2 separate regions of the Homo sapiens genome follow, and region 1 is linked to region 2. A link is a contact called in ENCODE Hi-C data. All regions are on one chromosome and are shown on one strand. The core of a region is the stretch at or near the end of the contact, and the rest is flanking DNA. Distances in the headings are between cores, read along the strand shown. Region 1 has its middle 47 kb from the start of PICALM. Region 2 has its middle 60 kb from the start of DDIAS.

What was found. A loop is a pair of places that touch in the nucleus more often than their neighbours do. Pooled maps may share reads with other maps.
Region 1: a loop to region 2 is called in a pooled map, with 2.7 times the contacts of the local background. The contact joins two enhancer-like sites. A Hi-C loop is called at or near these places in 2 of 37 single-sample maps with no recorded cell type and 1 of 50 pooled maps.

What each region holds. Positions count from the first base shown.
Region 1 is chr11:86,113,721-86,119,062 of GRCh38, forward strand. No RefSeq gene overlaps it. Among named protein-coding and RNA genes, the nearest start is that of PICALM, 47 kb to the left of the region's middle. RefSeq lists an enhancer at 2,570-3,039. Within about 2 kb of position 2,416, at least 5 of the 41 ENCODE cell types and tissues checked have a DNase peak (open chromatin) inside an H3K27ac peak, as active enhancers do.
Region 2 is chr11:82,958,928-82,964,472 of GRCh38, forward strand. No RefSeq gene overlaps it. Among named protein-coding and RNA genes, the nearest start is that of DDIAS, 60 kb to the left of the region's middle. RefSeq lists an enhancer at 1,792-1,951. Within about 2 kb of position 1,669, at least 6 of the 41 ENCODE cell types and tissues checked have a DNase peak (open chromatin) inside an H3K27ac peak, as active enhancers do.

The DNA.
Region 1 (5,342 bases), core at 1,166-3,665, 3.2 Mb after region 2:
GCTGGCTTTTAGAGATCCCCTTATGATTGTCTCATAGGTCTATCACACTTAACATTTTCAAATCAAAACCCAATCCCCAAAACATGTTCTACACTCAGTCTTTCATATGTCAGTAAATAGCACCACCATACCCCAAGGAGTTCAAGTCAAAACTTAGGACTCATTCTGGTTTCCTGTTTACCTTGCTCCCAAAATCCAATTCATCAACAAATCCTAGAGGTTAATTCCTCCTAAATAAATCCTGAATTTTACCATCACCACTGATATCATCCTCATCCAAGCCACCATCATCATTTACCTGGACTTTTGCAAAGGATTCCTGTTTTCACTATTGCCCTTCCATACTCCATCCTCTATCCAGCAGATAGAATCATCTGTTAAAAACAGAAATAAGTCCATATCTCTCCTTTGCTTACTCCAGCCCCATCCATAGTCTCCCACTGTAATTAGAACATAACCAACAGTTGTGCCATACCCTGTGAAACCCCATATGATCTGGCCTTTCTCCACCTCTACGGTCTCACCTCTTACCTTTCACCCTTTTATTCAGTTCATTTCAACTACATTGTACTTTTTTCTCCTATCTCATTAACCTGCACACCATGCTCATTTGCACTCAGAGCCTTTGGATTGCTGTTCCTTCTACCTGATGTGGTTTTCCCCAGGCCTTCTCATAGCTGTGTCCTCATAATCCAAGTTTCAGCTTAGTTATCATCTCCTCAGAGGAGCCTTTCTATCCCTCCTCTCCCTATTAAACGTTTTAGAATTACATAAATTTTTAAAAATTATGTGCATCTATTCCAGCTTTCTTTTGATTAGTAAAGATTTAAAAAATAGAATTATGTGCATCCATTTTTTCTTTCTTTTTTTTTTTTTTTTTTAGACAATATCACTTTGTCACCCAGGCCGGAGTGCAGTGGCATGATCTCGGCTTACTACAACCTTTGCCTCCCAGCTCAAGCAACTCACATGCCTCAGCCTCCCAAGTAGCTGGGACTGCAGGCGTGTGCCACCTCACCTGGCTAATTTTTGTGTTTTGTTTTTAGTAGAAATGGGGTTTTGCCTTGTTACCCAGGCTGATCTCAAACTCCTGGCCACAAGTGATCTGCCCACCTTGGACTCCCAAAGTGCTGCGATTACAGGCATAAGCCACTGCACCTGGCCAGTGTGCATCTATTATTTTGATATTTTAAGTTAAAGTAAAAACAAATATATAAATAAAATAGCCTCTCTAGTCACTATTATATCACTTTGCTTAGTTTTCTCCATTGAAGAAATTATCTCAAATTATTTTCTTTATGTGTCTACTTGTGTATCCTGTGTTTCTCACTACAATGTAAGCTACATTAAAGAGGGGATTTGCTTTAGTGACCCCAAGACTGCTAACCTCATGTCCTATCATGTATCCCAGCACCTTCAAAGTCTTTTGTACATTGTAGACTCTCAATAAATATTTGTTAAATGAGTAGATTTCAGTTATCCAAGAGACAGGCAGTGTTCTTTTGGCTGATGCTTATATGCATTCACTTGAAAAGAGTATTGTAACAAAATTTGTTCAAGTTGGATTTTGTTTGCATATTAAGATACTACTGCTGATACCCATGCATATGGAATGGGTCTTTGATACAAGTGAGAAATTGCCAACACTCATTTACAGCCTATTAATAAATGGGCTTTATCCTATAGATTAGTATCTATGTCCCTGTCAACATGGCAGTGGTAAAGTTCACATCAAAGTAAAAATTGAAAAACAAAATTAATGTTAATTTGGATTTAAAAGCTCATACCTGAGTTCTGCTTTCAAGGCAGTGAGGAACTGTGGGGAACTGTCTGGAACTGTTGATGCTGCAGGTGAAGCTAGAACATGAGAATGCTATAGGCTGGTTTGTAGCACAATGAAAATGGAAGAATAAGAGGTAAGGCCAGTTGCCCGGAGACTCCAAATAAGAAACATGGTTATGAGGAAGTGGTTTAGAATTAGGGCTTTGAAAAATAATAGCTGTCATTGATTGAGTGCCTACTATGTGTGAGGCCATTCTCCATAATCCTTACGGAAACTCCTAAGCTAGGTATTATCTCTCCATTTTACAAATGAGTAAGCTGAAGTTCAGGAGGTTAAATGACTGCCAAACCATACAGTTATGTAAAAAGTGGAGCAATGATTTAAACTAGATTTTTCAAATCCTAAAGCTGACATGCTTTCCACTGTACCACAATGTCTTCCTTTGTACTGGTGCACTCCATTTATTTCTGTGATTCCTGACACCAATTTTAGGGCCTGGGACAGCATCCTAATGGAATCATGCCTAGCTGGATAGCAAATGCCTCTGCTGCCAGTAGAGGGGCAACTTAAGAGAAAGGTCCAAGCCAAATTGGATCCAAGAGTTTCTGACTAAGCAGGTTTCAAACCTCCTGCTCACACCTCTTCCTCCTCACTTTCTTTCCCAACATCCTCCCACGGCTCACCTCTACCTCTGTCCACTGGAGACACCATCCTCCAGGTGCTAATAAGAAAGCTACTCTGACCATGGAAAAAGGGAAAGAGGCAGCTCAGCAAAATCACTGCTGAGAGCCTGGGCAGGCTTAGGCAATGTGATCTGAAGAGCTGAAGTGTGCAGCCCACAGAGAGAAAGAATTGGATAAAATACAAAACTAAAGAAGAGGATAAACCTAAGAGGAAAATCTTCCTGACAGAGATGAATTAGTTACGGGACTAACTCCGCAAAGGAAGAGATTGGGCTCCGTTCCCTGAGGCTCCCTGAGCAGAAACCATGTTACAGAGAACAAGTAGGGGGGTTGTGGTTAGCAGGGACATCAATGACTAATAGGTGCTTTCCACCTCTGAGTTTTATGAAGATGAGTGGAGTCTTTTTGAATAGAGAAAGAAATGAAAATAATAATTAACATGGAGAGATGGGGCTGACTAAAGCATGGCAAAGATAAACAGGAATGAGGCTGTTGGCCCTCGTAGTGAGTGTGGAAAATCATTTCTTCCAATTGGGAGAGGCAGAGGTGATCAGTTCAGAGGTTTAAATTCAGAGTCCAGGCTCTGTCACTTACTGATTATCTGAGCAAATTAGTTAGCCTTTCTAAGCTACAAAATAGGAAAAATACACTATTTTTCAGATTATTTCTCACTGCAGATTAGGAGTAATGCCATTGAAAAGGTTCTTATGAAGATTAAATGAGACAACTCATGTAAACAACAGTATCTACTTAGCATGAAGTAAGCACTCAAATGACAGTAATTATTATTGGAATATGGCTTCGTGTGGAGGGGGAAATAGAGCTGGGCAATTATTATCAAGGTCACCATATGGGGATAATTTTTCCCTTTGGACTTAATGATGGCATCTCCTTGGTTTAATTATTTGCTGTGTTGGTAGCTCACATCCTCTCTACTGACTTGGCTTTCAGCTCACGGGAAGATGAAGCCCAAATACAATAGATACCAAGGCAAGCTTGCCAAAGAGCAGCTCAACCCATACTGGTACTCTGAGTCATTCTAAGGATAAAGCCGCCTCTCCATGGAGAAGGATATTGTACACAGGAGATAATACTAATGACACCGTCCATTTACTTAGTCTCTTACAGTTTACAAAGCACTCTTACCTGGGAAGGGTTACTATCTTCATTTTATAGATGAGGAAACAGAGACTTAGAGAGGTGAAGCAACTTGATTAAGGTTGCATAGATAATTGGTTGTGAGGATTCACTCCCAGCTCCTCTGACATCATGTCTGGGGGCTCTTTTATACCACAAGATGCTGCAGGGAACATGAACAGGTACCAGATTAGGAGGCTAGTTGCTTTCAATCATAAAAACAGTGAATTTAGGAACAGGAAGAAGCTTTCAGATGACCTAATACTGTGGTTTTAGATTGTGTCCAGGGGTCTAGTAGGCGGTGGAGGGAGCCAAGCAGGAGGCGGGATCAGCTTTTATCAATTAAATTCATCAGATTTTAATTTGATGAAATTAAAAAGAAAAAGAAAGTTGGAAAAACCTAATCTAGTTCAACTAACTGTCTCATTTCCCCAAGAAGGATATTGAGGCCCAGAAGGGTTAAGTAACTTATCCAAATCAGAGCTAAGACTAGCATAGCACTCAGTCCTCAGTCACCTGCATATTTGATAAGCATGTCATAAATGTCCTCATTCTCCAAATATTTTCCTTTGATTACCTCAAGCAAGTCACTTACATGTAATAATCAAATCATTGAAGAGAAATTAGCTCTGGTGTGAGTCTCTTCTGATGACACCATGTGACCTTGGAATAGTCGATTGATCTCTGGACCCTCAGCTTTTCTATAGGTAAAATGGGGATCATAATTTCTGTCTAGACTCTCAGTGGGGCTGTTGTGATGAATGTAAAAGAAAAGACCATATGGAAGTTCATAGAGTTCTTCCTGGGAAGGAGACTCAGCAAGTTCAATGTCTTATTCTTTATCAATACCTACCAAGAATGTCACTGCTTCTAAGATGATATCTGCAATTTACCATTCTCATTTATTTGTCATTCTTTACTCAAAAAGGCAATGAGGTTTGTAACCATGTCAGTACTACTGGTTTGTGAAAAAGTCTCAGAAAGTTCTTATCACGTTGGCTTTCTGATAAGACTTTTTGATTTCTACTACTTACATGTGGAAAGTAAATCATTTTAGGTTAAACACCTTTCCTTCTAGACAAGTGACAGAGGCAGATGTCACTCAGGGTGTTGTAGCAAGCCTGGGGAGCTCATAGCCAGATGAGATCACAGGACTTGTGTGCAGGGTACAGAGTTTGGAACTCTCCCACCTAACTGGCAGTTTCTCCTCCTTCGACAAGGAATACTAAGAAGATATTATCACAAACTCTTAGGCAGATCTTGAAAACAGTCTAATTTGTTTGTGACCTTAGCCAAATTCTTGATCTCTCTAAGCTTCAGTTTTCTCACCCGTATCATGTACACTTTCCACCTCACAGGGTTGTCAAGGATCAAAAGAGAGAACACAGGGTGTTTTTGAAATTGTTGAGCATCTACTAACTAAAAGGATTGTTATTTTTAAGAATGTGTAAATTATTGCAATTATTTATAACATGCATTTCAATTAAATACTTTCAATTTGTTAGAAATACCCACTTGGATAGATCAAATACTAAGGTTGAAGAGAAACAGTGTTTTAATGTATTCTGGTCTCTATGTAGAAAGTAAAATGGTAATACTGAGCCAGACGGAGTTAGAGCTAGGGAGCCAGTTAGCCCCTTGCTTGGCATCATCATAAGACAAGAAATACTTTCATGTTTTCATTAAGGACATTTTAAATTTAAAAAGAAGAAATTTTAAAAGCCTTTACCAAAATTCTG
Region 2 (5,545 bases), core at 419-2,918:
ATATCTGTCAAGATACACAAATAATTTAGTATGCATAGAATATTACTGGAAGAATATAAAAAATGATTTAAAAATTAGAGATAGTGTATATAGTATTTTTATAAATACATAAGTATATTTCATAAGTTTATAATATTTTAAAAACTAGTCACCTTCAAAGCCAAATGTGGTGGAATGCACCCATAATCCCAGCTACCTGGGAGGCTGAGGCAAGAGGATCACTTGAGCTCAGGAGTTTGGAGGCTTGGGCACATAGCAAGACCCTGTCTCCAAAAAAAAAGAAAAAAAAAAACTGAGCCCAGGAGTTCAAGACTGGCCTGGACAAGATGGCAAGACCCCATCTCTACAAAAAATGAAAATGAAAATGTTAGCCAGGCACAATTGCACAAGTCTTTAATCTCAGCTACTTGAGAGGCTGAGGCAGGAGGATCCCTTGAGCCCAAGAGTTCGATATGGCAGTGAGCTATGATCATGCCACTGCACTTCTGCCTGGGTGACAAAATAAGACCTCATCTCTTAAAAAAAACAAGGCAAAACAAAAACCTGACATTTAATATTTTTCACGGTTTTGAACAATTAAAAAAACACTAATCACCTTCAGATAATGATAGAGAACCAATTTATTATGTTGATAACTGGTAAAAAGGGAAAAAAATTAAAAATTTATCTTGCTTTTCTCTCATGAATTGTACCATTGGATAACCAAATAGGTGAAGGGAAGCTCTCTTTATAAAAATATTTTAATTAATGCATTTATTAAATGGTAGAAATGGAATATTACCATTTTGTAACCCCCAACAAATAATGGATGCACTCAATGAGCGTCGATGGTTGCTAACATTCCAAAGAGAGACAAGAAGATATCTGCTTTCTGATGGAAGAAGATACCACTTCCTATAATCTTCCCAAAGGGATTAAACATGAGTATACTCCCTCTGCATCCAGCTGTCAATATGAAAAATATACAACTGACAGAACATGCAGACCTCCACCATAAATATAAAATCAGCAAAATCCAGACTGTGAGAAACTGCAGGTCAAACAGTTCACATTCTTCCACAGATTACTGTAAGGGAGAGAAAGAGATATATACTAAAATTATTTAAAATGTATATTAGTTGTTTTTTTTTTTTGAATGGGCAAGATTAAACTTAAGTGCCTTGAGATACACATTTGGGTGCATCACTTCCTTGATGACTACGAAAGTGAAAATAGCGGTTACTTTGAGGTGGAAAGAAGAGATTCTGGGGTGGCTGGCAAAGTTCTATTTCCTGACACAAATACAAGGGTGTTTATAATAGTTCCATTACATAATACACTTTTTCCGTATTCATGTTTTAGTTCATATTAAAGATGTTTAAAGATCAATTTTTTGAAAAAAAGGAATATGTGCATTATACAGAGGGAAGCAAAAGACTCTAATATGTGGAGCCTCTCCCTCTGAGCCATCTCTTAGATATTTTACATACTTGCTCATTTATTCCTTATAAGTAACCTATGAGGATTGAGGAAAATATTTTTGTAAACTTTGTAAACTGAGTTTACAGAGGTCGAGTAACTTTCTCAAGGCTAAGACCATGTCACTAATAAGTGGCAGAACCAGAGCTCTAATTTTTCCAGTACTCTGCACTGCCACTCATGAGGCTAAAGGAGAATGCTGCATGAACCCTCATCTCTCAAGCTAGACATTTCTCGGTGAAACACCTTCCTTCCTGTTGATCAATGTCTGCCACTACTTGAATAACTTAAGGTCAAGCATAGGTTAGGTATCCTGCAGTGGTTTTCTCTGATCTATCACTTGTTTTTCAGCCTAATTTGTGATGTGATTAGAGAAAGTTGCCTCCAAGGGAGAAACATAAATTCACCTGTAAAAAAAAAAAATCACACCTTTCCTCTAATAAGATCCCTTTATGTGCCAAGCCAAAGTGCATGACCACTTGGCCCTTCCGTACAGCTCCTTCACAGTCTGAAGCATTTTCTGCTAACTAGAGGCACCAGCTGTGCCAAGACAAGCTGTTTGTCCACCCCTTGCCTGCCTTGAGTGGGAAATAATAACATGACATTGTAAAACACAGGGGTGCCCAGCAGCCTTTCATTTGGTGAAAGTAACTGCAAGGGCTCAGAGCTGGGTTAATGGATACAACAGTGCCTGTAATCAGATCCAGGTGCTGTATATACTTGTTATTGATTACGACTTCAATAATTGCAAAATCAACCAACCAAAAGAATCATGAAAAAAATATTATGCAAGATGTCTAAACAGAGGCCCCAAAACCAGCAGTTGCTGGAGAAGTATTTATCACCTTTTTCAAGATCCAAGCTTAGGGTATTGTATGTTTGGCAAAATAGCTATATTTCAGCAGGGCTTAAAGAGATTACTTGTCTCAGGGCTTTCAGTTTGGCCGGTAACAGATGAAGACAGATTGATTGAAAGCATTTGAACAAATATAAACTTGAACAAGCTGAATGGACGTGATTAAGTTAATTAGGGTCGATAAATGCCATTGACAATATCTTACAACTCTTCCTTTATCTTGGAGTATTTCTTTCTTATATAACACAGGCAAGTGGATATGGTGACTCTAATATTAAACCTGTAACTGAGTAGCCATTCAGCCTAATTAACTAGACACCATCTCTCAATGGCCTGCTAGATAATTAACGTTTTATTTTATACATGTAATATTACTCATCATTTACTGTATGCCTATTATGTACCAGACACTATGGCATTTACCCTGTATTTTTTGTTTTTTTAATTTATTTAACTTTTATTTTAAGTTCAGGGGTACTTGTGCAGGTTCTTTACATAGGTAAACTTGTGTCATGGGGGGTTTTTGTACAGATTATTTTGTCACCCAGGTATTAAGCATAGTACCCATTAGTTATTTTTCCTGATCCTCTCCCTCCTCCCACCTTCCACCCCCCAATAGGCCACAGTGTGTGTTGTTCCCCTCTGTGTGTCCATGTGTTCTTATCACTTAGCTCCCACTTATAAGTGGGAACATGCCATATTTGGTTTTCTGTTCCTGCATTAGTTTGTTAAGGATAATGGCCTCCAGCTCCATCCATGTTCCTGCAAAGGACATGACACAATCTCATTCTTTTTTATTTTAAGACAGGGTCTGGCTCTGTCACCCAGGATGGAGTATAGTGGTGCAATCTCAGCTCACTGCAACCTCTGTCTCCTGGATTCAAGTCATCCTCCCACCTCAGCCTCCCAAATAGCTGAAACTACAGGCACATACCACCATGCCCAGCTAGTTGAGCTCATTCTTTTTTATGGCTGCATAGTATTCCTTGGTATACATATACCACATTTTCTTTATGCAGTCTATCATTGATGGGCATTTAGGTTGATTCCATGTCTTTGGTATTGTGAATAGTGTTGCAATGAACATATGCCTGTGTCTTCATAATAGAATGATTTATATTCCTTTGGGTGTATACCCACTAATGGGATTGCTGAGTTGAATAGTATTTCTGTCTTCAGATATTTGAGGACTTGCCACACTATTTTCCACAATCATTGAACTAATTTACACTCCCAACAGTGTATAAGTGTTCCTTTTCTCTGCACCCTCACCAGCATCTGTTATTTTTTGACTTTTTAATTGCCATTCTGACTGGTGTAAGATGGTATCTCATTGTGGTTTTGATTTGCATTTCTCTAATGATCAGTGGTGATGAGCTTTTTTCATATGATCGTTGGCCACATGTATGTCTTCTTTTGGAATATGTCTGGTCATGTCCTTTGCCCACTTTTTCATGGGGTTGTCTTTTTCTTGTGAATTTGCTTAAGTTCCTCATAGATGCTGAATATTAGGCCTTTGTCGGATACATAGTTTGCAAAAATTTTCTCCCACTCAGTAGGTTGTCTGTGCACTGTTGATAGTTTCCTTTGCTGTGCAGAAGCTCTTTAGTTTAATTAGATCCCATTTGTCAATTTTGCTTTTGTTGCAATTGTTTTTGGTGTTTTCACCATGAGATCTTTGCTCATTCCTACGTTCAGAAAGGTATTGCTTACATTGTCTTCCAGGGTTTTTATAGTTTTTGGTTTTACATTTAATTCTTTAATCCATCTTGAGTTAATTTTTGTACATGGTATAAGGAAGGGGTCCAGTTTCAATCATCTGCATATAGCTGGCCAGTTATCCAGCACCACTTATTCAATAGGGAATCCTTTCCCCAGTGCTTGTTTTTGTTAGCTTTGTCAAAGATCAGATATTTGTAGGTGAGCAGCCTTACTTCTGGGTTTTCTATTCTGTTTCATTGGTTTATGTGTCTGTTTCTTGTACCAGCACCATGCTGTTTTGATTACTGTAGCCCTATAGTTTAGTTTGAAGTCAGTTATTAATAGCATGATGCTTCCAGCTTTGTTCTTTTTGCTTAGTATTGCCTTGGCTATTCAAGCTCTCTCTCTCTCTTTTTTTTTTTTTCTTGAGACAGTCTCACTCTGTCACCCAGACTGGAATGCAGTGGCGTGATCTTAGCTCACTACAACCTCTGCCTCCTGGGTTCAAGTGATTCTCCTGCCTCAGCCTCCCAAGTAGCTGGAATTACAGGTGCACACCACCATGCCCGGCTATTTTGTATTTTTAGTAGAGATGGAGTTTCACAATGTTGGCCAGGCTGGTCTCAAACTCCTGACCTCAAGAGATCCACCCACCTTGGCCTCCTAAAGTACTGGGATTACAGGCATGAGCCACTGCACCCGGCCTTTTTTTTTTTTTCCAGCTTTGTCACCAGGCTGGCGTGCAATGGCATGATCTCAGCTCTCTGCAACCTCTGCCTCCTGGGTTCAAGTGATTCTCCTGCCTCCGCCTCCCAAGTAGCTGGGATTACAGGCATCAGAGCTTTTTTAAATTCCATATGAATTTTGAAATAGTTTTTCCTAGTTCGTGAAGAATGTTAGTGGTAGTTTAATAGGAATAGCCTTGAGTCTATAAATTGCTTTGGGTAGTATGGCCATTTTAACAATATTGATTCTTCCTATCCATGAACATGGAATGTTTTTCCATTTGTTTGTGCCATCTCTGATTTCTTTGAGCAGTGTTTTGTAGTTCTCCTTGTAGAGATCTTTCACCTCCCTGTTTAGCTGTATTCCTAGGTATTTATTTTATTTTATTTTTGTGGCAGTTGTGAATGGGATTGCATTCCTGATTTGGATCTCGGCTTGACTGTTTTTGGTATGTAAGAATGTAAGTGGTTTTTGCACCATCATTTTGTATCCTGAGACTTTGTTGAAGTTAATGAGCTTTTGGGTGGAGACTATGGGGTTTTCTAGATTAGAATCATGTCATCTGCAAACAGGGATAGTTTGACTTCCTCTCTTCCTATTTGGATGCCCTTTCTTTCTTTCTCTTGCCTGATTGCCGTGGCCAGGACTTCCAATACTGTGTTGAATAAGAGTGGTGAGAGAGGGCATCCTTGTCTTCTGCCAGTTTTCAAGGGGAATGCTTCCAGTTTTTGCCCATTCAGTATGATATTGGCTGTGGGTTTTTCATAGATGGCATTTATTATTTTGAGGAATGTTCCTTGGATA